Regions from separate parts of the Homo sapiens genome. Here region 1 is linked to region 2. A link is a loop called in an ENCODE intact Hi-C map of the cell type or tissue named here. Cell type or tissue: heart right ventricle. All regions are shown on one strand. Each heading gives the region's core, and the rest is flanking DNA. Links, peaks and the distances in the headings are about the cores only. Region 1 has its middle 170 kb from the start of GRM3. Region 2 has its middle 470 kb from the start of LINC00972.

What was found. A loop is a pair of places that touch in the nucleus more often than their neighbours do. Peaks named below come from ENCODE experiments on the same cell type or tissue, not always from the same donor. Only the 100,000 strongest peaks of a DNase experiment are listed, where the experiment ranks them.
Region 1: it touches region 2 in a loop (11-fold over the local background); 48 of 110 quality-filtered maps call a loop at or near these places.

The regions. Positions count from the first base shown.
Region 1 is chr7:86,461,339-86,477,042 of GRCh38, forward strand. No RefSeq gene overlaps it. Among named protein-coding and RNA genes, the nearest start is that of GRM3, 170 kb to the right of the region's middle. In heart right ventricle, for the core only: a CTCF peak has its summit at 8,553 (motif pointing left); a DNase peak (open chromatin) is centred at 8,555.
Region 2 is chr7:85,883,004-85,898,707 of GRCh38, forward strand. No RefSeq gene overlaps it. Among named protein-coding and RNA genes, the nearest start is that of LINC00972, 470 kb to the left of the region's middle. In heart right ventricle, for the core only: a CTCF peak has its summit at 7,436 (motif pointing right); no DNase peak of the experiment used is centred there.

The DNA.
Region 1 (15,704 bases), core at 5,207-13,206, 580 kb after region 2:
ACCACAGAGTGGTTCTGGTCAATCTACATGCTACATATGAGGGGCCATGAAGCTCCATTGTGCATGTTCATGTTTCTTCTTCCAAAAATATTCATGATTTCTCCTATAGGTTATTAAATGTAGATATTCAGCCACCCTGCTCAGCATGAATTCCTATTCCTCACCTTCCTCCTCCACTGCCCCCCCACCCCCACCTTCCAATTGACTGTTTCAGGTTTTTGGCAAGGAGCTATGCTTCTCCGCCTGTCAGAATGTCCACCATGCAGGTTGCAACCCTTTATGAAAAATAAATCTCTTGTTTCCAAATTTATGAACCTTGACATTCTTCAATTGACAGAGGAAAAGATTTTGTTTGTTTTTATTTTGATATATATAGAAGGGACTTTAGAGATCACGTAGTCCACCATGGTGAACTGTCAGATCCATTGCCTTCCTCCTCTATGAACAGAATCATAATTTTATTTGGTAGGACATTACTCTTAAATGAAATCCAACAAATAAACAAACAATAATTCCACTCCAATATCCACTCCCTTGAACTAGCAGTGAGCATATGGCACAAGTAATGACATATAAGCAGCAATGACTGGGCAGCGCCTACGGGAAAATCTAAAGCAGCTGATACAACTTTTATTCTACACTCTTCCTTGTCTTGTTTCCTTAAAGAGAGACATAAAACTGGAGTCAGGAAAGCCATCTTGCAACCACTAGGTTATAAGTATAAAAGCAAAAGTATAAGAGCAACTCCAAGGGTGAGGGATTAGAAAGCTAAGTGGAGCCTAAGTCCTGATGGCTTCCTGGGGCTACCAAGCCCACCCTGTATTTTCTAGTTCTGAAATTTTTGTTACTCACAAAACAAAACAAAACACCTTATTTGCTTAAGCCACTGTCTATTTAATTTTATATGCCACTGAATCTATTCCTAAATGATACAATGATACCTGCATCCCCTTCATCTCCTTTTACAGATAAGAGAATGAAGGTAAAGGAGGTTAAGTAGCTTCCTTCACTAAGTTCTACCTCTACTTAAATGATCCAGTTCTGCAATCCAGTTCTATTGACTCACAATACCATAACATATTTTCCAATAAAAAAAAAGTTCATAGAAGAGAAACTGGTGCGATAAATTTATTCATTCAACCATGCAAGTCTAGAAAAGCTAAAAAAAAATACTAGCATTAACGCCTTGAATTATATATAGATGCTTACATTTGAAGAATTTCATTGTGTGTTGAGTAGTGGATTTGCAGTAAAAAGATACCTAATAGGAATTAAAAATACTAAAAATTCAAATACATGTCTTCTTGAGCTAAATTGAAATTGAAATAGCAAGAAAAGAAGAATTGAAGTGTTCCCAATCCACACAGAAAAGAGAAATGTTTGAGGTGATTTTTATCCCAGTTACCCTGGTTTGATCATTACACATTGTATACATGCATCAAAATATCACATGTACCCCAAAATATGTACAACTATTATGTATCAATAAAAAACTACACCAAGAAAGTGGATTTAAAATATATCATCATGTTGGACAGAAGACTCAACATAATTAAAATATCTGTTCTGGCTTGTTAATTTAGAATCCTGTAAAAATAAATATTGAACAGCTAGATAGGTCTATTATAGAGTTCATCTAGAAAACAATCAAGCAAAAATAATCAGAAAAAACTTGACTCCCAATAAAACATTAATTGAGAAATAGCCTCACCAGACATTAAATATTATAAAGCCATTTTAATTAAAAGTGGATGGCATTTGCCCATTAGTAAGAAGACTGTTAGAAGAGAATTAAAAAATTAAAAATTAATCAAATTGTATGTGTAAATTTGGTATAAGACAAAGGTATAATTAATACCATTATAATCATGAAAAAGGATCCATTCCTTATAGCAGTCACTAGAATAATTCCAAAGAAATCATAAATTTACATAATTTAAATATTAAAAATGAAACTACATAAATATTAGACAAAAACATGAGTAAATTCCTCTATAGCTTTAGTGTTAAAAAAAATTTCCTAATTACAGCTCAAATCCAGATGCACAAAGGAAAAAATATTTGGTGAGCTTGACAAATAGACTATAGATATAAAAATAAAAATGTTTCATAGCAAAAAATAACCACCATTGTGATATTTGAAGTGAAACACCATAATGACATAATATAAATCTACCTCTAATTTATATCATAGACAAAATACTAATGTTATTAGAATATATGAGCTTCAAATCTATGAAAAAAAAGGAAAATTGGCAAGGTATATAAATGTACTGTTCACAGACAAAGAAGCATAAATCCTTTAACCATAAGAGAAAATGCTCAACCTGACTCATTTAACTGAATGCAAATTAAAACTAACTGGGTTTCCAATTCTCCCCTACAGATTAGAAACTATCAAAACTTTTGACTTTATCCTCTGTTGGCCAGGTTGCGTAAATGAGCCATTCTCATGTACTGCTGTTAAGGATGCAAAGCAGCATAATCCATATATGAGAAAATTGATGAGGCAATAATTGGCAAAATTATGAAAGCATTTGCCCTTTGACCCAGCAATTCTACTGCTAGTAAACAACCCCAAAGCTAAACTGGTAAGCTTTTTATTTTTTTTTATTTTATTTTTCAACAGTCAGGGTCTTTCTCTGTCAGCAGGCTAGCATGCAGTGGTGTGATCCTAGCTCACTATAGCCTCAAACTCCTGAGATCAAACAAATCCTTCTGCCTCAGCCTCTCAAGTAGTTGGGACTGCAGACACACATCAGCACACCTGGATAATTTTATAATTTTTGGTAGAGACAGGGTCCCTCAGTGTTGCCCAGGCTGGTCTGGAACTCCTGGGTTCAAATGATCTTCCTTCCTCGGCATCCCAAAGTGCTGGGATTACAGGTGTAACCCAATGCACCTGGCCACTGGTAAAAATTTTGAAAAGGCATATAGACCAGAATCTTTATCCAGCAAATGCCCAACAATGGGAACAAAATAAATACACTATATTTTATCTTTACAGTGGAGTACTATGCAGTTATACAAAAATAAGAAATATCTGTGCTAAGATTAAATGATCTCCAAAATGTATATTTTACATGACAAAAAACATGAAAAAGTGGATATCTAAGGGCAAAACAAATGTATGTGTGTGTGTATATATGTATATATGTATATATATGAATATATGTATATATGTATATATATATTTGACTACAATTGAAGTTTAAGTCACTTTTTAAAATTAAAAATGAGGGAAGAAATAGGATACAGTAGACAGTAAGAAACACTAGGCTTCTCTTGGTACACATGGTTTTATAGGCCACACTTTGGAATTCTGTAGATATTTTACACAATTATAAAACAAAAACAAACAGAAAAATGATCTCAAAAATTTGTATTTGCAATGAAATGAATAAACCTAACTGTGCATTAAGCTGATGACATACTCAAAAACAGAGAAACTATTCCAAGTTACTATAAAACAGTGATTTCATACATTCTGAGTAAGATATACACTAAGCCAAAAAAGGAGAAGGTGTTTAAAAAATTCTTAAACAGTTTCACCAACTATATTTTTGGTGGCAGTGGTTAGTATTTTTGTCTTATACTGTTGCATAGTGTATATTGTGGGATAAATAATTTGGGAAATTATGTTGGTGTATTTGAAATCCAGGATTTTATGCATTGGAAATGGAGATGTGAGACTGGTGAAGTAAAATGAAACTCTGTAGGCCTAAATGGAAATGTAATTGTTAATATAAAATTATTAATGGTAGTCTTTACAAAATAAACAAAAATTTTTAAACTCTGGTCACTGAAAAAGCCTAGAAACAATGACAAACCAGTAGTAACGATGACTCTTAATACCTAGATTGTGATTTTCAATGATCTGTAAATACTATTTCCCACCAAAAGCAACTGGTCTTCTTGAGGGCAGGACTGATTTGAGGTCTGAGAAAGGACATGGACAAAATTTCCCTGGAAACATTTATCATAGCAGAAAGCAAGAAGATAGCAATGACTACTAAGGTCATGGTAAATGGACCAAGCCAGGAGCCAACATAAAGAACTCTCCTTATGCAAGAGTAGAACAAATTGAATCTCATTAAAAGTAAAAACTACTATGTATTGAAACACAGCAAGTATTTTTAAATATATGAATTGAAATACATGAATATATAAATATATGAACATGAAATATATGAATGGTTAAAAACAATCTTTGGACACCATTAGTAGATGCTATTTTTAAATTAGTTTTTTAAAGAAAATCTATCAAGAGTTTATCTATTTATTGCGGGAACCACACATTGAGAAATAGGAAGCAAATTTTCTCTTTATTGCAGTATTTTAGCTAATGAATAGAAAAGAAATAACAGAATTAAAATATGTCAATTTTATAACACCTCTCCCCCAAAATAATAGACCTAATCTATGACCATTTATAATTGTTACAATTACACAAAATGGTATAAGCAGGCATTACATGCCTTCAGGAAAATGATATTCTGAAAATATTCACACCCAATTCTGATTTAGCTTCTGCCTCTACCTATCAATTTACAAGAAGTACCGGGGTCAGGGTAACACAGTTATTGACATAAGGGGATTATAATTAGTAAAATGCAGGCTAGAAGAAACTCCAAAAGGTCCATTTACAGGTTTATTGAACAAGTAAATTTATGTTATAGTCTCGAAAAATGCTAAGAGTGGATGTAAAGTGTTGTTTTGTTTTGTTTGTTTGTTTGTTTTTGAGACGGAGTCTCGCTCTGTTGCCCAGGCTGGAGTGCAGTGGCCTGATCTCCGCTCACTGCAAGCTCCGCCTCCCGGGTTCACGTCATTCTCTTGCCTCAGCCTCCCCAGTAGCTGGGATTACAGGCGCCCGCCACCACACCCAGCTAATTTTTTTGTATTTTTGGTAGAGACAGGGTTTCACTGTGTTAGCCAGGATGGTCTCGATCTCCTGACCTGGTGATGCACCTGCCTCGGCCTCCCAAAGTGCTGAGATTACAGGGGTGAGCCACTGCAACCGGCCATAAGGTGTTCTTAACTGCAAAAATTAAAACTACGTGAGGGAAACATATATATGTTAATTAGCTAGATTTAGTCATTCCACTGTGTATATATACTTCAAAACATGTTGTAAAAGATAAACCCATACAATTTTGTCAGTTCATAAAGTAAAATAATGTTTAAAAATTTAAGAAACAACCAAATGTATAGACCTTTTTGATACCTAATTAAACTGTAAAACGTATTTATGAGACAATCAGAAAATTTTGAACAAATACTATACATTTTATATTAGTTCTTATCAATTTTTAGGTGTGTTTTAATTATATAATAGTTATATTTAAAACATATTTTAGAGATATACACTAAAATGCTTACAGATAAAATGTTAAAGTGCCACAGATTTGTTTTATAATTATCTGAGTGTTAGAAAATAGATGAGGCCTGAGTTGATAATTTTTAAAAGCTGGGTGGGTGGCTTCTTGATGGTATTCCTTCCATACTTGAAAATGCTAGATACTTCATATAGTGAAATGTTTTATCTTTCCCAAAGCATACATGTGTGCACAGAGTATAGACATTGTCATAGCAGAAAGCAAGAAGAAATCCAAAATTGAATTTCTGATTGTAGAAATCTGAAAAAAATAATTTACATAAGCCCCTCTAGAACACTAATATTTACAATTTTTTTTCTATCTATCCCACACTCTGGTTTTACTCTTTAAGCCTAAATCTATTGTTTGACTACAGTGACAAGAAAAGGTGGCTGAGAACTATGGCACCTGCTGTTGGCTGAGCATGGGAGAATCGAAGACTTGTATTTACTGGAGGCATTTAAAAATAGGATAAGGGTCTCACCAGACGAATGCATTATACATTATATAGGGAGAAGGATATCAAACTGGGATATGATCATCAAAAATGCTGGATAGAGGCCAGGAAGTGTGGCTAACACCTATAACGCCAGTACTTTGAGAAGCTGAGATGGGAGGATATCTTGAGCCCAGGAGTTTGAGAACAGCCTGAGCAACATAGCAAGAGCACAGCTCTACAAATAATAATAATAATAATAATAATAATAATAATAATAATAATAATAATTACTTGGGCTTAGGGGCAAGCACACTATAGTCTTAACTACTTGGTAAGCTGAGGTAAGAGGATCACTTGAGCCCAGAGTTCGAGGTTCCAGTGAGCTATGATCATGCCACTACATTCCAGCCTGGATGACAAGAGTAATATCTTATCTCTAAAAAACAGAGAATGCTGGATAGAGAATAATTTACACAATTTAGCAAGCTAAAATTCAAAGGTTTCCATCCGGAATTGTAATATCAGAACAACTGAGGAATATGCATGGTTAAGTCGGATTTTATGTTACATAAATGTGTAGTACATAGCTTTCTTTTTTCCTAAAGCAATATGGGAAATTAGAAGAGGAGCCAATACAAGCGACTTGGCATTGCATTTCACTTTATTTTAGTGTCAGATATGTGTACAAATAAGTTTCTATCTTCCTTAGGATAGTCAAAGGTTAATTTAATTTATATGTGATAAATGAGATAAAAAAGGAGATTTTATATTCAGATAGAAGTGCATTATATTATTATTAAAACCATAAAGAATTTAGTTTTATCCAGAAGCCTAAAATCCCAGCCTATAAAAACTGATTTCAGAAAGCTGCATTTTTTAACAAAAAGCGTTTTTTTCTATAGCCTTCATTAAAATAAGTTGTATATACCTAGTTTGCTTGTGAATAGTTTATAATGCTTTCAGTATGTCTATTTTTTTATTTAAATAATAAGCGGTGGGGGGAGCTTGAGAAACACATTTTCCCCATTTCAGTTCTTTAATATTTTTGTCTTGATTATAGAAATCCAAAAAGAAAAGAAAAGAAGAAGGAAACAAGGAGAGAAGAGGAGAGGAGAGGAATATGTTCATAGAGAATACAGCCCAGAGTGCTGCAATCCCATTCAGTACTTCTTTTTTGAAAGGAGAGAAATCCTAGCCCTGCATAGTTATGCATTTCCAGCAAAAGATAACAAGTCCCTGAAAAACAAGAACTCATTATAGTAGGCAACAAAATAGAATCAATATAAGTTTGTAACATAAACAGTTTTAGATTTTAATGATTCATTCTAGTTCTTTTAGTAATGTGTAATTTGAAAGTTTACATTGTTATTTGCTTGTTGGTCATAGACATTGGGGTTATTATACTTAAAATAGGTGGGGTGCATGTGTGCACGGGCACAAGTGTGTGTGTGTACTTTGAATAGTTTCTACAGATTAACTTACTTTGGACAGAGACTGAGTCTCTCCATATATAAAAGTCTAATTAAAATACAGTTTTTACAGATTTTATGGCCAAAAACTAAAATCTAAATTTAAAATATTAACATGTAAGTTTATTCCTTACTTAGAAATACTTGAATGTCTCTTACCTTTATCCAATACAGACATACAAAATAAAATGTCATTCCCTTAATCCTCTTCCTATGCTGGAAATGCCTGTAAAAGAGTCCTACATTTTCTATATTTTAGATCTAAAACAATTTTGAATATTACCTAGGGCAAGAGGATATTATCTCTTCAGGGTATTAATTACTTCACATTGAGAAGTTAATATAAAACCAGGCTAAGATAATGATTATATCACCAAGGGAACATGCTTAGACCCAATTAATCAAATTAATAATTTGATTAACAGATATAATGAATTAATTTAATCAATGTACTATTATCTAAAAGAGTATCAAAATATGCAGATCTTTTGTGACTAAACATAGAGGCTGCATAAATTTAAACATACATTTACATTATATTGAAGAGAAACTTTGATGTATTTAGTGTTATCAACCTGTTCACAACACTTTTCCATTCTAAATTGCAGATCTGGAAATACTGTAGAATTCTGGAACTTTGATTGCAGGCTTTTAAAAATAGAAACAACAACAAAAAGCAGTCAAATGTGTCTACTGAGAGTATAACTAAAACACACACAGTAACAAGCCAGTTGGTAGCTTAGAAAAATAAATCAATTACAAGAGTTTGCCAACAGAACACCATTAGACCCCATGTTTTCTGCTGCATTGGTGGGCCATATGGTAATGGATTTATTCTACGTTGACAGGAGGACAATTTTCCAAAAAAAAAAAAAAAAAAAAAAGATTGACATTTTGGTTTTTTTTGCACTGCGCTTAGTTATGAGGTAATTATATTGAAATATGGTGCATGTTTGTTCATATATGAGCCTTGATTACGTTTTCAATCAAAGAAATAATTTAAGATATATCTCCATGCTGCATTCATCCAATAACAAAAGTCCATGGGATGAGTGAAACACTGCAGAGCTGGAGTTCAGGTGGTCTGCAGTCATAAGACCTCCCTTTAATTTGCTGGTTATTCTTCAACAAAGCTTCGGAACAATCCTAGATTTCTACCACCATTCTGAAGCCAACCTGCTCTGAGTAAGAGGATGATGGTATCAAGAGATCAGCTTTTTGGTCCCGACCACAGAATATGGTACAGTTCTGCCACCTAGTGGTTGCCTTCTCACACGTGACTTGGCAGCATTTACACTTGGTAGACTCTGCATCTACAAAGAAAATGGTGAAGTTGGGAACAGCCAGCAAAAGCTTGGCAAGTCGCTTTCCACCATGTAAATAGAGAAATAATCCAGGTTTTAACTGAAATAAATATAAACGCTCTTATTTTAACATACGAAACAGGTGAGGCCTTCACATTCTGGTCTCTGTCCACCGTCCAACTTGCGGTTATTCAAATGCACCGTATTCTCTTATGGTCTCTTCTCTGGGTGCATAATTCTCTTATTTATCTTGGCTAGACTGAAGATTCTTATATCCTTTAATTTGGGAATTGTGTCCCCATGAAGCCTGCACTGAATCCTGGTCTATTTGCCCCATGGTATTTCTCCCAGCTGATTGTCCTTGTGAATCCCTGCTTACCTTGTAGAAGAAAAATTCCTGGGCAAGAGTTTTGCCTTTACATCTTTGGATAGCCCCAGCACTTAACACTGTGTCTTTGGCCCATAAATATGTGATGTATGATATGTATGATATAAATATGTGATGTATGTGATCCTTTGGAAGAGGAGTTTAATTCTGAATTTAGCACAATTATTCTTATAGAAAAATGAAGCAAACACTTATTTAAAAACATACTATTTGCCAGATGTGGCCTTCTTAGGCTTTCTAAACCAGAGTTCCCAATGTTTTCATATGATTTACATGCATTCATGTTAAATATATGGGAAATTTAGATCCTTGGTAGTACAAGGAGTAGAATCTTGAGGAGTGCTGTAAAAAAATCTTTAAGGTTGATTGTAAAAGAAAATCTAAACAAATTATAAACAATATTTCAAGATTCATCCTGCCAGAGTGGTGAAATAAAGAACAAAACTAAAAAATGTGTACACTTTACTTAGAAAATAAGATTCTAAATCTTCACTTTGTGCAAGACCTTTAATCTCATAATATGCAATATAAATTTTCATGGTGGTCAGAAAAGCAATTATGTAAAAATTCCACTTTGACTTAATTTAGCTCATCCTGGCCTATCTTCAAGCCACACCTGCTTACTGTATTGACCAAAATAAACATTCACCCATTTCTGTATTACATAACTAAAAGAATTACGTAAAAGCCAGCTTAGATTCTTTTTTCAATATTTGCTGAGCTTACAACACAATCCTGGTTTAGAATTTTATTGTCCATAGATAAACTATAGAAGATAAAATTTGATGCTAGAGGTTGCCATGTGGAGTTTGCAAAACTACTGGTTATGAAATAATATCATCTTTGCATGCAGATGGAACATTTGATATGGAGAAATAAACAGCAAACGTTTAGAAGGCCAAGATACATGATTAAGTATGGTACTCTTTAGCGAGTGGCTCAATACAATCTGTCATCAAAATGTTCTTATGTGAGAGTTCACCTGCCTCATTTCTCATGCCTTAGATGACTATTTTTCAGATAACTGTGATAAATTTAGAATGAACCAAATACTTTCTGTGATGCTTTTGCTTAATAAGTTTAAAAAGAGATAAATAACAGAATCACATTTATAAGGTATCATGTATATTATAATATATATGTGAAATCTTAGCGTATCAGCTTCCACTTGCTTTTAAGGACGTATAAAACTCAAAACAATGTTATCATTCTTTGGAAGGGAATATACATTAAATAAAAATGTCAAGTTGTCTTAAATTTAATGGAAATTTAATGGAAATCAAGTAAGCCAATATTTTCCTAGATAAGAAGTAGCTTTATTTGTTGCTTTCTTTCATTACATCAGGGAGCTGTTTTATCATGTTTTATTGTTAACTTTATTCTGAATTTCAATCCTAGGAAAAGCCTATGTGGCGTAGTATGTATGAACAAAACAGACCTTTAGCTTTACGTAGAGAAGTAATTTCCAAACCTGGCTTCTTAGTAAGTCCTGGGAGCTTTCAAAGCACACAGATACCTTGGCCCCAGCCAGTACCTACAGAAGCAGAATCTCTGAAAGTTAGTTCAGGAATCTGTGTCTTTCAAAAGTTGTCCAAGTGGTTCCTACATATTGCATTTTAGACCAGTAATTAAAGTGGTGTTTGGTTCTCAAAATGTGAGAACAAAGATTGGTTCTCAAAGTGTGGTCCTCAGAACAGCAGTGTCAGCATCACCTGAGAGCTTGTTATAAATGCAAATTTTTAGAACACTCCAGATCTGCTGAATCAGAAATTCTGGAAGTGGGGCCCAGCAACATGTACTTTAACAAACCCTACAGGTGATGCTGAATCACACTAAAGGTTATGTTTGAGAACCACTGGTTTAAAAAAAGAAGTTGAAAATTGAGGATTCTTTTAATTCAATATGATTTATCAAATGCTTACTGTTTTGAGAAAATATAAATAAGATTCCTAATTTATGGAGGATACAATATAACCAATTCTATTGTGTCTTTACTTGTGATTTGTTTTATGATTTTAAACGAATTATTTACTTGTTAATATCTCCTTTACAATAATTGTTTATTTTCTTTAAATTATCAGTATAAACCCCATATGCAATAGGTTTAACTTAATTATATTTTTACTGAAAGTACTATATTGCCTCAATAAACTGTTCTCCAAAATACCTATTTTGTGAATTTTGAAAGTCTCTTCTTTTGGAAGAATCACAGAATTATAGAGACTGGGAAGAGAGATAATTTTGCCTCATTTTATAGACTGAACAAATAAGCAAAATTACACTCTGAAAACAGAACAGAAAGTCTTCTACATGATAACAACAAAGAGCCCTTGATAAAAAGATTTTTCAAATATTACCTTGTTTGTCATATCACCGTGAGACAGGCATTACTGCTATAACAATGTAAATGTCGAAAGTGAAGTTAAATGACTTTCTGGTAGATACTGATCTGGCAAATAATTGAGCACAGATTATAAAACCAGACCCTATAAATTTTAAATCTATGATCTTTACAACAGACTCCACTGCCAGGAAATTGAATGTGCATAGTAGGCTCATAATATATATTTGTGTAACTGAACTGAAAAGATAGCTTCATTTCTAGGATGAGGAAAAACTGGTCATTGCTTTTCTATTCTATTAATTCCTGTTGGAAAGAGATATCTTAAGAAATAGCACTTGGAATTTCCAGCCATGAGCATAAAGTAAAAAAACCAATTCATCTGCATTGACGGCACTGATTTACAGAGGTACACAAATAATGATGCCTAGACAATATCCAGGGTTAATTGTTTTCCGGCATCAAAAAGCTTGAATTCATTGTTCCTGGGGCTATAAAACAAATTAGTGCTACCCAGATCTCAGGAGCTCATGTTTTTAAGTACCTCATCAACATTTAAAATGAGCCATTTATTTTTCTAGACATTTGATTTCAGCTGAACTATTGATCACTATGAATTTTCTTATGGATAAGTATGAATTGCTCCACAACATTAAGAATACCAAATAGCTCATGTTTCTTTTCAGTAAAATCAAAACCAGATTTTAGCTGCCAATCATCTTAGTTGACCAGGCCAACATCCATTCATTTTCAAGTCTCACTTCCTACTATTGATCAGACAAGAACAGTGAAGCATACACAGTTCATAAAAATGAAGCTCTGTCTTCTCCGTGCTCCTTCATGTTGGTCACTGGGGCCACTGGCCTTTACCCAGGCATCAGGAACACAACAAGATAGCTGGCTCTGCATTTCCCCAGTCAATTCCAGATCAAGCAATGAGACTTTTTCAAAGTTCTCTGAATTACAGTTCTCAACACACAGTCTCCCCTCAGAGATCCTCACAGCAATCACCATGGAAACTGTCATTCCAGGGATAATTCATTTACTCAAAGACCAATTCTCAAAAATCTCAGAATGTGTCAACCCCTCCACACTCATATTCCAGTCTCAGGAATTTCAATTATTTGTGGCAGGCTACTTATTTCTCCAAACTCCAAGCACAGAGACCAGAGACATCTCCTCTCTCTTTCTTTTTCTCTCTTTCTCTCTCTCCCTCCCTCCCTCCCTCCTTCCCTCCCTCTCCATTCAACCTATTTGATTAATTAATAGAACAATACTTTACAAATTTTAAACAAAAGAACATGCACATAAGGCATCCTTGGATGCACTGGATTTTCCCTCTCATATTATATGGAATACACTGCTCTTCCTGTAAAATTCAAAAAGACCATTTACTTCCCTTGGAGTAAGAACAATTCAAGCCTTTAACTACATGATTCTGGCCTCTCTACTGAGTCTACAGCAAGTATTACTGCTAGGAATAATAATAAATTAAACATGGAAAGCCAAATAACAATATTTCAATATATCACTTTTAATACAGATCACTTTGCCTCTCAGAAACCCTGGATAGCCTAGAAGTATTATGGAAAGTCTCTCTAAAAGCCCTCGTTCAATTTTTTCCCAATTAGCCTTAATGATCACCTCGATTTCATCCCATGTAGAGGATTATAGGAAGAACAAAGAAATCTGTGGATTTATAGCCAACCTATTTATATTTTTTAAAAAAACTGGATTTACAGCCAACCTATTTATCTTCAAACGGCAACACCTCTTCTCATGAGTAAAGTACAAAAAAATGTATGTAGAGATCCACTGTACATACATCATGTAGTCTTCATACTATGCTCATAAATGCTTCATATGACAGGCAGTCCAAAGTGGTCGTTGAAAGCAGGGATTCATCCTGCTCCGGATAAACTGGGAAAGCTGAGCCTGCACCAGGAAAATGGAAGCCAGGACTTAATGGATGATTGAAACTGAAGAATGAAGGAGTTAAAGGAAATGGAGGAGGCAAATAACAATTTGAGTGTTTTAACTGCCTAGCAGTTTATACCTTTCATTGAGACTTGGCTTTCAGAAAGAAAAAGAGAGATCTAATAAAAACTATAATAATTTCAGTTTTCAACATGTTAAGTTTAAGGTGCCTCTGAGACATTCAAGTTACCTGGGGACTATTCACACTGAAGTTCTCAATAGAAAGATATTTAGATACGGAATTCAGAAGAGAGGTCTGAGTATGAAAATTTCAGCTTTGTACAAAGATTTCCAGCTTCAAGCATCAGAAACTTTAAATTACCTTTTTATTTTAATTATTGTAATCACCTCATTTCTAAAGGCTTATCTTTTCTTGCATCCTGCTAATCCCCAGAATTTAAATTTTGCGTCCTCCTTTGCTAGTAAAGAACTATCTTTAGGAACAGCTTCTATTTTGGAGGGATAAGGGGAAAGGACTGCTTTAAAAACTAATGCTGAGAGATTTCAAAGTTTTAAATAAATTCCAGGGGCTGACTCCTTTTGGTTGTAAGTAAATTGAAGAAAAAATGCGTTCTGTATTTTATAGTCTTAATCAAAGTTCCAGGAGTCCGGAGACCAGATTTTATGGAGCTAATAGGCAAAGGACTCCACTGATCCAACTGATATAAATAAGCCATCTTGAGTCACTAAGGTTTACTAAATTGCCACGTCCTTCATTGCTCCTCCCAGTGTTTGTTTTGTTTTGTTTTCTTTTGTTTCAGGGAATGAAAACACCATGTATCCAATCTGTTCAAGCTAGGAAAGTTTTATTCTGGCAACCCCTCAGCTGAAATTTTTTGGGTCAGTCTGTACTTCACCAAAGCCATTCCGTTCTCTACAAACTCACTTTGACTACTCTAACTTGAACTTCAGTGTTAGTAAATAGCCATCACGTCTTCCTGCCTGCTGTTTAGAGTCAGGTAACTTAGTTTTGAATGCTGGCTTTCTTCACAATCCCCACACTCAGGACTCCCCTCGACTAACTACCTGGAAAAATTTGAGTAAATTATTCAGCCTCTCTATGAATCTCTTTCCTTAGATGTAAAATGGGCATAACGCTGCCTACTTCATGAGATTGTGAGGATTAACTGGTAGTGTATATTAAGGTACTTTGCTTAATGGATGACACATAACAAACACAAAAACCCAATATTTTTTACTTTTTTTCTCTTCTGTGCTTATTAGATATTGTTACTATGATTTATAAATAAGAAACCAAATAAGAAGAAAGATAACTAAGGTAATTTCACAGCCACTAGGTGACAGATGCCATTCACTGTGACTCCAACTCCACATGTCTGTTTATCCTACAATGACATTGCTTCCTTGCATTTCCACCAGCATTTCATGTGTTCCAATTCTACAATTTTGTACAAGCAATCTCTTGCACCTAGAATGCTTTTCACTACCTGCTCTACATGGAAAACTCACTCTCATGTTTCTCATCCATTCAAATATCACCTCTTCTCTAAAGTATTTTTTATATCGAGGCAGAGATAGCAGTTTTGTCTTCCCTGAGCCTAGAGCACATACTATATAATTCTCTATATAAATAACTCCATTAAAGCACCAGTAAACTATGAAATCCTCAGGGGCAGAAACAGTTTTATTCACCATTGAATCACAGACCTATCACAGTGTCTTGTGTATATTAGGGTTTCAATAAATCTTTTATACATTGTCTCATTTCCCCTATTTCATGGGGCCTTCCATAACTACCTTATCTCTAAATGTTAACATGCCCCAGAGCTCAAGCCTTAGACTTCATTTTCATTTATAGACTTGCTTCTTCAGTGATTTCAACCAGTCCCTTGATTCTAAATGATCTAAATACTTAGGATGCCCATATTTATTCTTTTAGCCTGAACCTCTCTCCTGACCTTTAGACTCATATATTCAATTATAAATCTTCACTTTACATAGTAAATAATCTTCAGTTTATATAATAATACATCATCGTTAAAATGTATAAAACTGAGGCCTCCAATCTTCCCCATAACTTGTTTCTCCCACAGTCTTATAATCTATATTAATAACAACTTCACCATTCCAATTGTGGTCTTGGGGTTGTCACCGACACCTCACCTGTAGCACCCTGTGTCCATCCCTACTCTCTGGAAGTCTCTATATGGCAGGCAGATTGATCCTTTTAAAATATAGGACAGATTACCTCTTTGCTTACAATCCTCTGATCATCTACTAATTTTATTTGGATCTAATTCAAAGTCCTCATAATGGCCTACTAGTCTCAATATGATTCACACACACCCCAACCTATTGGGTTTCATTTCTCACTCTTCTCCCTGTATCCCACCTTAGCCTCCTTAATGTTCTTTCAACACAAAAATTGTTTACACCTGAGTGTCTAAGTA
Region 2 (15,704 bases), core at 3,664-11,663:
TCTATTGCTGTTCATTATTAACAATTTTTTTTAAGTATATCCGACTTCATTAAGAGAAGACTAACTTATATTCATCCACTATTTTAAGTATATGTAAAGGACATAGTATGCTTGGGAAATCTCTAAATGTCATTTGAAAATATAAAGATAAGCTCTTAAAAACTGAGCATAACTCAGCTGGAATGTTATCTCACATGCAAGCTTATTCTGTATGTCAGTTAGGATCTTCATGAAAACTTAAAGTTAGTTTGGTAAATTCAAAGCTATAGAAAATAGGAAATAGACGTTCTTATGAATGTAATACTGTATGTCTAGTGATTTCAGAAATAGCATCATGCAAGACAAATAAGCAAGCTATGTTGTGTCTTGTAATTATGAGTAACAGTTCTTAAGATTTAGCAAGTAGATGTAAATACCTCACGTAAAGTAACTCTGCCGCATCTCTGAAGACAAGAACAATAGTTAACATTTACCTAGTCGATCATTGCACATCATTAGCTTCTCTTGACCCTTTAAACTGTTATGGTAGCAAAGAAAAGCAGATAATAGGTAAAAACTGTGCTTTTATTAATACATTTAAGATTTTAGGCTCATTAAACTTAATATTTAAGATACTTCTGCAAAAGAGCAAGAGTACATAGACACAGCTTTGAAAGAGTTGTGTTTTGAAAAAAAGTTTTATAAAATGTTAAAATATAACAATAGAAATCATGGAGCACATTCAAGCAAGTATTCCTTCATTTGCTAATAAGGTGATTTTCCATAGCAAATATTAAAATAAAATAATTTAGTTATATTCATATTAGTTCTGTGTAGCAGTTTTATGTCTGTGTCCATTGCTTACTGGTCTAATTTAAGACTACAAATCACATACACACACAAAAAAAATCTCAATGTAGATGTTCCTTTCTGTTTTTTAAAATGCTTCTATACATACAGTCTCATTTTTCACTCACAACTCTAGCAAAGGTGTTGTTATTTACATTATAAGCATTTTGCATCAAGAAGGGAAAGGGAACAGATACTTGTATTACAAGACGAATACTGATGAGAATTATCATTTGTTTAGAACTTATTATGCTTTTCATACACTAATTTAATTCACATTATCACTTTATAAAATAAGCATGCCATTAAAATAATCACTTAGCAGATTAGAGTTTTAATAAATGATTTTGCCCAAAGTCACGCAGCTACTAAATGATGAAGCCACGATTTGAAGGCAGGTTTTCTGTCTGATGCATCAACTGCTCTAAGCTTTCAATTTAAGTATATTATCATATTTGACCACAATTTATTACCCTTGCTTTACAAATGAGTCAACTGATATTCAAAACATGTCAATGAATTGTTCTCTGATTTAAAACCCAGCCTTCTGATTTTGAGAGTTGTGATCTATGGTAAATACATGGCTAATTAAAATATATATATATATATATATTTTTTTTTTTTTTTGAGACAGGGTCTTGCTCAGTCACCAGGCTGCTGTGCAGTGGCACAATCACGGCTCACTGCAGCCTGGAGTTCTCTGGCTCAGGCGAGTCTTCCCCGTCACCCTCCAGAATAGTTGGGACTACCATACCCAGTTAGGTTTTATATTTTTTGTACAGACATGGTTTTGTCATGTTGCCCAGCCTGGGCTCCAATTCCTGGGCTCAAGCTATCTGCCCATCTTGGCCTTTCAAAGTCCTGAAATTATAGGCGTGAGCTACCATGCCCAACCCAAAATGTATTTGAGAAAGGTTTGCTTTCTTTGCAGCTCACAACAATACGTTTTTTTACATGTATCATCAAGAACACGTGCCAACTGTATGATTTTTATAAGATAATCATTATATCAATTTTTTTTTACTGGAGCAGGCTACAGCTTAGGAGGAGTTGGAGACAGGTTGGAACTATAGGAGTTGGGGACAGTTGGGGAGAGATAGGTTAATTTTTGTATAAATATTATGCAAATATTACAACATTAATTTTTACATAAAATCAAAATTTTCTACTTATTATCTACAGATGTCGTAGGGGCACATATTAGTGAAATAATAAATTGGCCATGCAATTTGTTTGCAGTTAATATAATATTTTGATGAATATCCTTTTTTCTGCCTTTATGTTCTTTATTGTAACAATAAAGAAAATCAATTTAGGAATTACACTATTGTGTTACTAGGGATGCAATCTTTTCTACAAACTGAAACTAGCTCTAAGGTTATTTGCGATACTATATTTAGATATTTTAATGAGGGTCAGGGCCCGCTTGAGTTGCAAGTGAGTTGCAAATGACATGGCAATCATTCTTTCTTCCAAAGAACCAAAGGCTGCTTATTTATTTATTTATCTTTGTTTATTTGTTTTTTTGCAAGAAATGTATGTTTTATATACATCAACTTGATTTCAGCATAATTATCAAATTATTATGAAATTTCTGGTATGGCTAGCTCTTTCTGTCTCAGAATGTAAGAAAAAATTGAATATCAAAACAGTTGTTTAAAATTTCTCTTGTGTCTTTGGAAAAAAGTTTATCTTACTCTTTAATATATTTGGTTTCAAATACATCATTTTTATAAATTATAAAATTCTAAAAGAGCAGAAGTTACATGTCCATAGCTCAATGAATATAATAGCAATATCTGCTCAAGATCTGCTGAGACTTGCCTGTAGTTTTATCTGTAGTTTTCTAGTGACACATATTCTGCACTGTTTCACATAGCTTAAAATAACAATTAGGACAAATAACTAATGCATGCGGGGCTTGAAACCTAGATGACAGGTTGATAGGTTCAGCAAACCACCATGACACATATATACCTATGTAACAAACCTGCATGTACTGCACATGTATCCCAGAACTTAAAGTAAAATAAAAAAAGTTAAAAATTAAAAAAAAATACCAATTAGGCCTAAAAGGACACATAGCTTTACTACAGGTATATGTCAGCAATATTGCAGGTTTGGTTCCAGATCATCACAGTAAAGTCAGTCACATCAATTTTCTGTTTTCCCAGTCCATATAACAGTTGTATGGACACTATACTGTATTCTGTTAAGTGTGCAATAGCATCATGTCTACAAGAATGTAATTTAATTAAAGCTTAATTTAAAAACAGCTTATTGCTAAAAAATACTGGCACTATCATCTAAGCCTTCAGTGAGCCATAATCGTTTTGCTGGTGGAGAGTCTTGCCTCCATGCTGATGGCTGCTAACTTATCAGGGTGGTGGTTGCTGAAGGGTGGGATGGCTATGGCAATTTCTGGAAATACAAGAAGAGTGAAATTTGCCTCATTGATTGACTCTTCCTTTCACGAAAGATTGCTGTGTGGCATGCAATGCTGCTTGACGGCATTTTACGCCTAGTAAATATTTCTTTCAAAATTGGAGTCGGTCCGCTCAAACACTGCAGCTGCTTGACCAACTAAGTTGATGTAATATTCTAAATCCTTTGTTGCCATTTTAACAATATTCATAGCATCTTCACCAGGAATAGATTACATCTCAAGAAACTGCTTTCTTTGCTCATCTATAGGAAGCAACTCCTCAACCACTCAAGTTTTACGATGAGATTGCAGCACTTCCGTCACATCTTCAGGCTCCACTTCTAATTCTAGTTCTCTTGCTACTTCTGCTCTAATGGCAGAAAATGAAGTAGTGTGACAGACAAGTAGGGAGTTCATTTTGAGGTTCATGTTCTTTTCTCATATTTTTCTTTAATTTAACCTACTTTTGCTCCTTGAATCATAGAAGAGCATTTAAATCATTATTTCTTCCTTCAGTAAGAGTGATCTTACAGCTAGATTTGGACAAAACTCCATGCTTACCTCTAAGGGGTACCTGGAATCCTGGTTCTGATTGGATGGGCTAAATAGTGACTTAAAATGTGCTTTTAATATGTGAAGCTTCTCTGGCAGCACCTAGGGCTAGCTTGTTTATTTATGTCTTATTGTTGGTACAAAAGTTTAATTCACCTGTCCTGGCTGTGTGACCAGTAGGTCATATAAAACCACAATGGAAGCATTTGCATGAGCCCCCCTGAAGTCAAGATTCCTGTGGTAGGCCAAATAATGCTTCCTCTGAACATATGCATGCCCTAATTCTTGGAACCTGTTAATGTCATTCTATATGGCAAAAACAAAGAATAACAATTTGCAGATGTGACTATGTTAAAGATCTTGAGATGGGGACATTATCCTGCATTATTCAGGTAAGCTCTAAATGCAATCACATGTATCCCTATAAGAGTGAGGATGAGAAAGATTTGACACACACAAAAGAAGAAAAAGCAATGTCATCAGGAAGGCAGAGATTGGTGTGAGGCAGCCACAGGTCAAGGAATGCCAGCAGCCACCAGGAGTCACCAGGAGCTGCAAGAGGGAAGTAACAGTTTCTCTACTAGAGCCTTCAGAGAGAGAATATCTTTGCTAGAAGTGTGATTTTGGGCTCAGTGATGCTGAGTTTGGAACTTTAGCCTCTAGAACTATGACAGAGTGCATTTCTGTTGTTTGAAGCCCTCAGAGCAGTGGTAATTTGTTACAGCAGCCACGTAAAACTAATACAATTCCTCACACACATCTTGGTGGTTCATGATCTGGAAACAAATGCTAATTCCGTATGACTAAGAAATGATCCAGGAGAGCAGAGCCTGGCAGTATGTTGGGCCCTGTTCCTGGCCTGTGCTGTCTTTCTACTTCATACTATAACCTTTGCCTTTATTAGAGACTTCCTGAGTATGCTCTGTGGAAGGTTGTGAATGTTTTTAATTATCTGAACTGTGTAACATATGCAGTTAACATTATGAAGATTTTTGCAATAATTCCTGATTTGTAATTTTAAAAATGAGTAAGGCTTTACTTGAGAGATAGAAAGACAAGAAAAGTAAGAGTGAGAAATCATTGTTGCCTTTGGGCTTCCGTGGGGTGAAGTCACAAAAACACTGCAAGCATTGATGAGACAAAATTGTATCAATGCCACTTGCAGTTGGTAGATCAAGGTTTAGGGGAAGTGCTAAATCCAAAACAATAAAAATTCTAATAAAGAGGAAGTATTAGCTGCTTTTGTCTCTTTTAGCAGAAATAAAAGTAAATGAGAAACAATCCAAGAATGCTAGAACCATAAAGTTATGGCTGGTGACTGAGTTTGTAAAGCAAAGGGGTATATTTATTTATTCCAAGAAGGAAGTCAGGAAGATATCTGTTTTGATCAAAAAGATTTATGTCAGGCTAATAATGAATGAAATTGTTGTACAGGTTGTACATTCTGAATCCCTACTGAAATAAATTTTGCACATGGAAATATCTCCCACACCATAGCCATGTTGACTGGAGCCCTCAGGAAAAGCCAAGACACCTACCCATCAGCAACTGCTGGGGTTTTGGGCTAGAAAGTAATCTGACACTCATTGCAAGGCAGTTATTTGTCTGTGATTGGGCATTTGTTGGATGTTATCCTAAGGAAAATTATAAAATTATTTTGAGATCTGAAATGTCCATTGTTTATGGTTTTATGTAAAATCTTCATTCCAACAGGTAAGAAGATGTGCAGGAGAGGTTCCTTATTGAACAAAATAATATGTCCAAAATATAGATCAGGGGAGCCACTGGAAGTGCCCATCATCCATATGAGCAGGTGACGACTATGACTTCAGTCCTATGTTAGCTTCCCTGAGGAGTTTTCTAACTCCATTGCTGAAAGAGTTTCCCTCTGTAATCAGTTATAATCAGATGATGCCAAACATGAATCAGAGTTTAAGGATAGTTGCTCAAGAGTGAAGGGCAGGCACTCAACCTGGAAACTAGCTGCATTGCAGTGCATTAATTGCTGTAATTTAACTGATGAAGAAAAAGATAAACCTGGTGAATGGGCAGAATTAAATAGGTAATGCTTATGACATTAAATAAACTAGCTAATAACAATATTAATGTGGTATTATGACTTTTTATTGATTCTTGGGCATTAGCCAATGGAAATAGGCCTTTGGTTGACTGGCAGACAAAAGGAGCTCCAGATGGTGTACTATCTTATAGAAGTCTTTATGGACTTGGAGGGGGAAAATCTAAGTGAGGCTAGACTAGGGCAGACCTTACTCTAGGATGTGGTCCTTATTCCTAAGATGGAACTTTTCTGTTTTAGGTGGATACTGGGATCTTAAAGAAGTGTTAATAGAGCCTTTCTATACTGCCTGGGCTGAAACTTTACATCTCCTAAAACTCTTTGACCTCTACTATCTTGGTCCTGCTCTCAATATAATATTAGCCATATTCTGTAATAATCATGTGGTTTTTCCCTATGGATGTGAAGCTCATCTTTCAATCTTAAATAAGTACTATTGCCTTAAAAGACACAATTTCAGTATTTTTCATGGCCTTCCTAGTTATTCTGTGTAGAAGCTCGCACTAGGTATATAACCTGCCCTAGAGCAGAAATCTCTTTAAGCTGAATTTAGTTTTTCAAATGATATTCTCTGTAGTTCTGGTGTTAAAATTTTTAAACTTGATACTCCTTCCCACTTGCTTGACTTATTGTTCCTTCTTTTCTCACATATCTCATGAGTATTTTCTTGCAAACTCTCCTAATTGTAAACTTTTAACTACTGTTTTCACTTGTAAGATACACTATATCCTCATAGTTTCTTATTGTTGACAAATATACATTTGCAAATCTATAAACTTAATATAGCCCTAGTTTAAAACCAGGAAGAGAAATACACTGTATTTATAGTCTAGAGCTAATGTGGTGATTAGCATTTCATCAAAATTAACATAGAATTAGCATATTAGAATTTTGTTCTCCACAAACCAGAAAGGTTTAAACCTGCAAAAACAAAGATATAATATTTAAACTTGCAAAAACAAAGATATAATATTTATCTAAATTTTACACTAAGAAAGTTACCTTCATATTACCTTTGACAGCCTTTCAAGTACCCACTTAGAGCTAAATGTACCAATCCTGCATTGCAGCTCCAAGAAAACCACCCCGTCAGAGGTAGCCACTGGGCTGAACATCCAGCAATTCAGGAGTAACTTGTGTGGACTGGTAGACAATGCCCACACTAGCCTTTCTTACCCCCTAGTAATGCCTTGACAAAGTCCAAGATTCTGAAATATAATAAAATGATGAGAATTTTTTTTTAGAAATTAAACAGAATTATTGAGAACAATATTTATTTCACAATAGCAATTATATTATATTTCTTAGTAAGATTTGAACAAAAATTCCTATCCATTAGAGTATCAGTTCTTGCAAAATTCTTCCCTTTTAATCAGTCAATAGCAAAATATATGCAAATTATACCTTGCTTTACAAAAAAGAAAAAAAGAGATACATCTTCACTAGTTCTGATGCACATCTGACCATTTGCAAAAGTATCTTTTGGTAATTCAATTAGAGCATTTGACATTTCAGTAATACTTTCAGTCATGTAGTTATGTTTACATCCTCAAGAGGGCACTTTGATATAAGCTAAATCTTCCCAGAGCTGATAACAGTTCTCTATGGGCAGAATACTGATTTTACTGAATTTCTGCCTTTCAATATAACATTTTTCACATGTAGTCTTTGAACTTTTTACAGTAAAACCTAATATAGGTGTGTGCTTCTTTAATTGTGTAAAATGCAAGATTTTTGTCAACTTAGGCAAATGTCATTTTTTTCTTTCATCAGTTTCCCTGTTATGATAGATGTTGTCAGATCATCAAGAATCTTAAGGGTATTTTTCTTTCTGTGACTGATAAGTAAAATTAAGAGTGACACTTGGTTGATTCTATGGGATTAATTTCCAGTGTTATCTAGTTTTCATGTGTTTGTGTTCTAATTAAATGTGTATATTTAGCAATATCTCAATCCATTTACAAATTCTCTTTGAAGGAAGATTCTCTTTACATAACAATTCTGAATTATGAAGGTGTTAGGATAAGTTCTAGGATACTTATGTTTAGGAGAAAGATAGCAACTAGCCAGTCTTAGGTTTAGGTATCTCTAAGGGAGACCAGGATTGGAAACAGAATAACAAAAACATCATTCTCAGTGATATAGTGTTTCCAAGACTGAAGCCATACGCAGCAGTCAAAAAAAGATACCCTTGCAAGAGAAGAATGTGTCCTTCAATGGTAAGGAGAGTCTGAGAGTAAAATTTCTCTTTCTGTTGGAGATGAGAGAGGTGCACAATTCTGAAGTGAATATTTATGCCTCTTTAAGTATTTTAAACTTGATTTTCTAGATAATATAGCCTACTTATTACATATTGTATTTAAATTATTGTAGTATTAATTACTATACATTTATTTGTTTGGAATATTGACAGATAAATAATGAGATACTGAAGGATAAAACAGAACTAGAGTTTTAAGGTATTTAATATATTTTGATATTTAAGTTTGCTAAGGTTTAAATGTTGATCATCATTTCAATACTTTAATAATTTTGTATTTTTTCACTCTATGTTCTGACCACTACCTTCAGTATCAGATTTTTTTAAACTCACACCTAGGTTCAGACTCTATGTAGATTTAATTAAGTTATAAAATAAGAAATCAGCCTATACAACTTGGAAGAAAACAAAAATATGAAAAACACATGTAAAATGTTGAAGATCACATTTGCAATGAATTATCTTACTTGCCAATTTCAGGAATGTGTAACTGGAGAAGTTGCTTTATAGGGAAATGCCCTCTATTTGCTAAAAGTTATTTTCATAGGCCCCTTAGCTAACATCATACTGTATTTATTTAATATAAATTTATTATAGCTACTACCAAATGTCTGCATGCCATGTCAGGTTACTTAATTTTCTATCCCAGTGTCCTTTATGATGGGAGAATTCAAGCTTGAAATTGTCTACTCAAAATTTCAACTATAGGTGTCAAATACAATTGTAAGAATTAAACTTCAATTTTGTTTGGGTCTCTTGGCAGCTAGAATAAAAGAGAAAGGAAAAGAAAAGAAAAAAGAAATCAATGCTGTTTCCTAGGCATGGTGGCTCACACCTGTAATCACAGTACTTTGGGAGGCTGAGGCAGGCAGATCACTTAAGCCCACGATTTCGAGATAACCCTGGGCAACAAGGCAAGACCCAGCCTGTACCTAAATAAATAAATAAATAAATAAATAAATAAATAAATAAGAATAGCTGAATGTGGTGGCACACGCCAGTTTTCCCAGCTACCTGGGAGGCTGAGGTTGGGAGGATCATTGAGGCCAGGGCACAGAGGTTGCAGTGAGCCGAGATGGTGCCACTGCACTTCAGCCTGGGCAACAGAGTGAGACTCGGTCTCAAAAAACAAAACAACAACAACATCAAACAAAAACAAAAACAAAAAACATGCTGTTAGTTGTATGCCGACCCTATTAATCAAATCATACTTAGGTTCAGTATATAAATTAGTGTATACTCGAGAATTATTGTTGGATTTCTTTTCTGGGACCCAGGAGGTATCATAAGGACACTAAAGAAGCCATATTAAAGTGCAGTATCTGGGTTGACACATTTTGTTTCAGGAAGGAGTAACTGTGCAGAATTGGAACAAAGATCCAAGTCTACTAGCTATCATAATCATTTCTTGGCACAAGAAAGGTTCCATTTTAAATATACTGAAAATACTGGAAATAGGACATATCCATAAGTAAACCATTCATTAATATGTGTCATGCTCCATGTATCCTCCTTGGAAATCTGGCCACAAAAACACTCAAAAGGATAAGTCCAAGATGGGACTAGCAGACTCCTCTGGAGAAGTATGAGAAAGAAAAAATCCTGACACTCATGTATAGGGAACATGAAAATCTCAAGTAAATAAAATATGTCAGTAATAATAAACATTACAACTGATTACATTTCACCTAGTAGTTTTGTTCAACAAGTGTAGGACTTCTAAATTAATTAAATCGAACAATGAAAACTGACATTATGGTCCCTTGACCCATTGCTCCAACTGAGATTACCCATTCTTAATAGCTTTGAGGGATTGAATTATTTCAAGCAAGTGAATCTCCAGGAAATATTCATTTTTCACAGGCATTAATTAGACCTTGAAGCTCATGGAACTGAAGATATTAGTTATTGAACTTACTCACACCAGCTGGGTTGCCCGGCTTGGCCTCTATTACAAATACTTCACTTCTACCTTAAGGCTACTGTGAGTATCACTAGGTACCATTAGTTCAGACGTTTAATTTTCACAAAGCTAATAAAATTGAAATTTTTAAAAACGCATACATATGATGTTATAAAATAGATATCTATAGGACAGTGTCCCAAGTACAGTTAAAAAAAGAAAGAAATCTTATTTTTCTTTTTTTTGAAGTTGAGCTGAACTCTTGAATCCCTAGTTAATTGGGTGCCAAGATATCAAACAATAGGAATGACTGATAAGCATTCAGTGAGCTGTCTTTTCTTGAGAATTTATGTTGGATAAATGATAAGTGAACTTTAAAGCATTAGGTTTTCTGTCTCCTGTTAACCTTTATATCCCTTACACCCACTTCAAAGAAAGCTTCAAGTACAGAGAAGAGATGCAAAGAAAGATTAGAAAATGAGAATTGGAGTATGACTGTTTTTCTGGTAGAATGTTTCAATGGTTTAAAACTGGTCAAACAAATCTATAATGTAGACCTTGTTATCTTGATTCCCAGAGCTACAGGTAAACAAGTAAACTATTTTTCAATAGCATATAAATGCACTTTAGGAAATGTAAGGTAGGCTATAAATACATACATACATGCACACATAATACATACCACATATAAAATAGCAATTTTATTATATGGCAACAATATTTTTTTCTGATGATTACAAATAATGTCAGGAACATGCTCATTATATTTTTGAGAAAATGTTTTCTGGAACATATTCTGCATATTATCATTGTGGATTCATGGTATTGTGATGTGATTTAATATAAGAAGCCATGAAGAGCCATTGCTAGGGTTTTCTGTGGAAAAGAAAGTTTAAAATAATGCCTGAAGAAGCTATGGTGTTGTCTGCACAGAAAAAATTACAAGAATTTACTCTAGAGATTGAAAATGAATTGCCTTGTGATATTTAAATGAATAATAATATATAATGAAGGAGTGTTGCTATTTCATTCAGTCATCTATCACAAAACAATGTATACAATTGTGTAAATGCAGAGAACTGGAAAATATCAGGATGAAAATAAGAGTATCCTCAGTGCTGGAACACACCTTGGTGTTTCCGGAGGAAAAATATGTCAAGTGAAAAGAAGTAGAGGCATGTGCTGAGGTATGTACACATGCTACAAGAGCAGGAATTAAATATCAATTTTTCAGGAAAACTGTCAAAGGGAAAAAGACACCATCTGGTAGGCATTAGTGTCACCAGAACACGGGAGCACTTATCAGATTGGTGCAACAAATTTCTTAAGACCATCAAATTCCCTCTTTTTATTTCAAATTCATTAGTATCTAGAAGCATTGTTTTTGACATTTACTGAAATTCTTTTTGAGAAATTAAAGTTTTTGTAGGAAAATACATTTTGATAAGAACTTGAGCCATAGGTTAGAACACAACAAAGCCGGGCGGGCACGGTGGCTCAGGCCAGTAATCCTAGCAGTTTGGGAGGCCGAGGCGGGCGGATCACAAGGTCAGGAGATCAAGACCATCTTGGCCAACATAGTGAAACCCCGTCTCTACTAAAAATACAAAAATTAGCCGGGTGTGGTGGCGGGAGCCTGTAGTCCCAGCTACTCGGGAGTCTGAGGCAGGAGGAATCCCTTAAACCGGGAGGCGGAGGTTGCAGTGAGCGGAGATCGCAGTGAGCAGAGCCTGGGCAACAGAGCGAGACTCCGTCTCAAAAAAACCAAGAAAAAAAAAAAGAAAAGAAAAGAAAAGAAAAAAACCCAGATGAGGGCCAAAATAAGGAATAGAGAGACAATATAATATTATAAGACAGGAGGACATTGTCTCTCGAATCCCCAGTTAACTGGGGCTTAGTTAGTTGAGAAATCCACACATCTTCCTCATGACCTCCAACACCATTCACTCCTACACATGAGCACGAGACCGCCCCCCACCCGGCTTCCCGTCTCGCACACGCACACAGACCACATTTTCAATAACGGTATCAAGGCCTCTAAATGTTGGAAGTGTTTGTGGAAATGGTGAAGAAGTAGTACTTATTAGAATAGCATAGGTAGAATAAAAGCAATACTCACATATTAAAGAGAGCAGAAAAACCTGTGGAAGTCAGTGAATTAATATGAAAGGAAAAAAAAGAAAAATTATTTTGACAGTCACAAACTTTGTGTTTGGTGGTCTAGCCAGGGTTAACCAGATTAATAAGAGGCAGAAAGTAATCTAGCTGATACGTGGGTTTTGTAAATCAATAAATATGCATGTTTAATGAACATAATAGTTCCTGTCTTCTTGATTTGACAAGCATCATTACCAAAACAATCTCTAGACACACTGACAGAATTTTTGAATCTGCAAATTTTAAGAACCAGCCTTGGGCCCTAGTGAACCAAAGACTTTCCTCCATGTAATATTTGATCTCTTCTTCCTCCTCCTCCTCCTCCTCTTCTTCTTTGTCTTCTTCTTCTTCCTCTTCATGTTTAAAGACAAAATAAATGTTAAACTATTAGTAAGATCCTATTACGGGAATCTAGATGTAAGTCGCTGAGATCCTAAATAAGTTGTTTTCTTCAAGGAACTAATTTTCTATGAACGTGATTCTGAGCTCCACTTGTTTTCATTTTCTCTATCCATGTTTTTATATAATTTTACATGGGAAATGCTTTTGCTCCCTGTGGTGAGACTTCTAAAAATGAAAGCAAAGTACCATCAAAAGAATAATCAAAATATCGATGGGAGATGATTCTATATTAGAGCTAAAGGGAAAAAAAAACATGAAACATTGCTTAGGTTGGAATAAACAAAAAATGACTGGTAGCAATATATGCAAAGGGGTGCTTATTTGTGTTTGAGATGGAGGAGGCAACAGGAGTGTGTATATCGGATGATTTAAAATCAACTAAGTGAAGAGAAACATTGGAAACATGTCACTGAATATGTACATTTGTAGGCTGTATGGGTGAGGTCATATTTCCAACCCAGGAAAAGAAATAATTCCTATGAGCCAGTAAATGTTAAAGAAAAAATTTAGAGGCACAATGACAGAGCTAGAATTGAAGCTTGCCTCAAACCTTTAGGCTGACTTTAAATATGCTTCTTTAAAACAGAAATCATGACATAAAATCATACTTTGTAAATGTACACTAGATGACAAATATAAATGTTACTGAAAAAAAACATGGAATTAAAAACAAAGGAAGAATGGTGGAAGATGTAACAGAAAGTACAAAGGAAGTATTAATAATTCTGAGAATAAATGCAAGAAGAGAAAAGATACCTTTTTAGGAACTGAGGTCAAATAGGTTCACGTTTTTAACATCTGCTAGCATCCAAATGTAACTTTTTTCCTCTAACGTATAATAATAGTTTTTATTAAAAACCGAGTCTAGCACATAGCTAGTAAGTCTTTTATTCCCCCCAAAAAGCCATCTTTAAGTTGGTTTATCCCTAACATTTTTCATACTATAGTTTGTAAGTTTTGTGCTCTGTAATGCAGTATCAGGTTGGAAAATGCTGGGGTCATTATCACTGCTAAAATAATCAGAGGTCTGAAAGGAGAGAAGCCTGTGACTCAGTTTGTATCTATCCACAAAATGTGAAATAAGTTCATTGTCTGGTCTGCCAACATTCAATGCATGGCCTTTGATTGAGCAAGAGAATCAGAAATCCAAATTTAAGCAATTATCCTGGCAAACATAGCTTGACATGGTCATTAGGTTTTATGCTGTTTTAAAGCAAATGTGTTACCAGAAACCCAATTTACTCCTGACAGAATACTATTAGGCAACCAAAGCATAAAGACTGTCAAAGGTTTTCTCCAAGTAAAGCAGGTTGCTGACATAAGGTACTCTGCTCTCAAAAATATATTTATACACTTAACAATTTTTAAAAACCAAGTTTCTTTACTTCCTTATTCATTCTTATAAATATCTCATTCTTTCTAACACTGATATTTAAAAAGAGTGTTTTTTCTGTGTTCACATCTCTACTGCATGGATGGTGGTACCCTAATTTAAATGATGGTGGGACAGCTGGCCCACCAGGTTGGCACTAAAATAAAAAGAGGGAGGGTAACAAAAATGCATGCCCAGTGAGAAATAAGGTTACAAGCAATGAGCTGTGACTAAGAAGAACTTCAGAGCTTGAAAACTCTTCAAATGCCTTCACCCCTTCCTCAACTAAATTCTGACAGGTGAAACTTCTTCAAATATGAATTTGAAAGACATGTCACAACATGACAAATAAATTTCAGCCTGATGAATATGAGTATATTATAATATAATGATGTACCTTTTGACTCTTAAGCAGCTAAAGAGCTGAGATACTGATTTTTTTAAAAAAATCTGAAGTTGACATTTTCTGATTAGCATTTCAAACCTTGTAAGATCACGGAATATTTTTCCTAATTTAGTCCAAGAAATGGTAAATAAGAGTTCTTCAAAGAAAGGTGGTGGAAGTGAAGGAATACAAAGTTCTATGGGAAAAAATGCTCTATGGGAAAAAAAGCATATGACAAAGGGCATAGTATAATGCCACAGGAAATAATGACAAATTCTGTGTTGAAGGCATATAATACATGACTTTTTTCACAGGAAGAGTTTCAGATTAACTTTGGTTCATGTTTTAAAGAATATTTGATAGATTTAGTTATATAGATAGATAAATTAATGCTTTTTTAAATAAATATTCAGTTAGTACATACTATATTCCAGGTACCACCCAGCTTCTGGAAATAGAGCAGTGAAAAAGAGAGATACATTGTATGCTATTAAGGGACTAACATTCTTATGTGGATATTTCACAATAAACAAGTTAAGTTATTCCAGGCAGTGCTACATTTTTAAAAAGAAAGAGAAGCTAGCTCCTATGACAGCAAACAAGTGGAATGGATGTGGGCAACATCAGATAGGAGTTAAAAAAGACCTGTCTGAGGAGATGACATTTGGGTTCACTAAGTGCTGAGAGACACTTCAGGCAGAGGAACAGCATCTGAAAAAAAAGTGAGCTTAAAAAGAAAAAAAAAAAAAAAAAAAGACCAGTCCGGCTAAACCTTGCTGACAGAGAGTGACAAAGAATGGAGTTGCTAAGAGATGGCAGAGAGATAAGCAGAAGCCAGGTCATGGAGAAACTCTCAGGCTAGTAAGAAGACTGGCTTTAATCTTCTGCATAGTGAAAAGTCACTGGAAGAAATGCAGCAGGGGTGTAGTTGACCTGATTTCATATTTTAAAGAGATCAATCCCTGTAGGTTTTAGGGAGACAAAAGTTGCCAATTAAAGGACTTGTGGCTGCAGTGTAGGAAAGAGATAATGATGCCTTGGACTATGTGTCCCATGAAGACAGATAGAGGTGGATAGGTTTGAAATACGTTTTGCAAGTAGTGTTAATAATAATTTTTCAATAACTGAATGTAGGAATTGACGGCATTTTTAAAAATCAAGAATGACTCTTGGCTTTTTATTTGAGCCATTAGATAAATATGGTGCATTTCCTGAGTTGCAAGGGACCCACTTGTCATTTCGTAGGATTTAAATGTATTCTGTCAGCAAAGGGGTATCAACAGAAGTGGTTAAGTAAGGAAGTATCAATCAGATCTAATTTTTATGAATATAACATTGGTAAC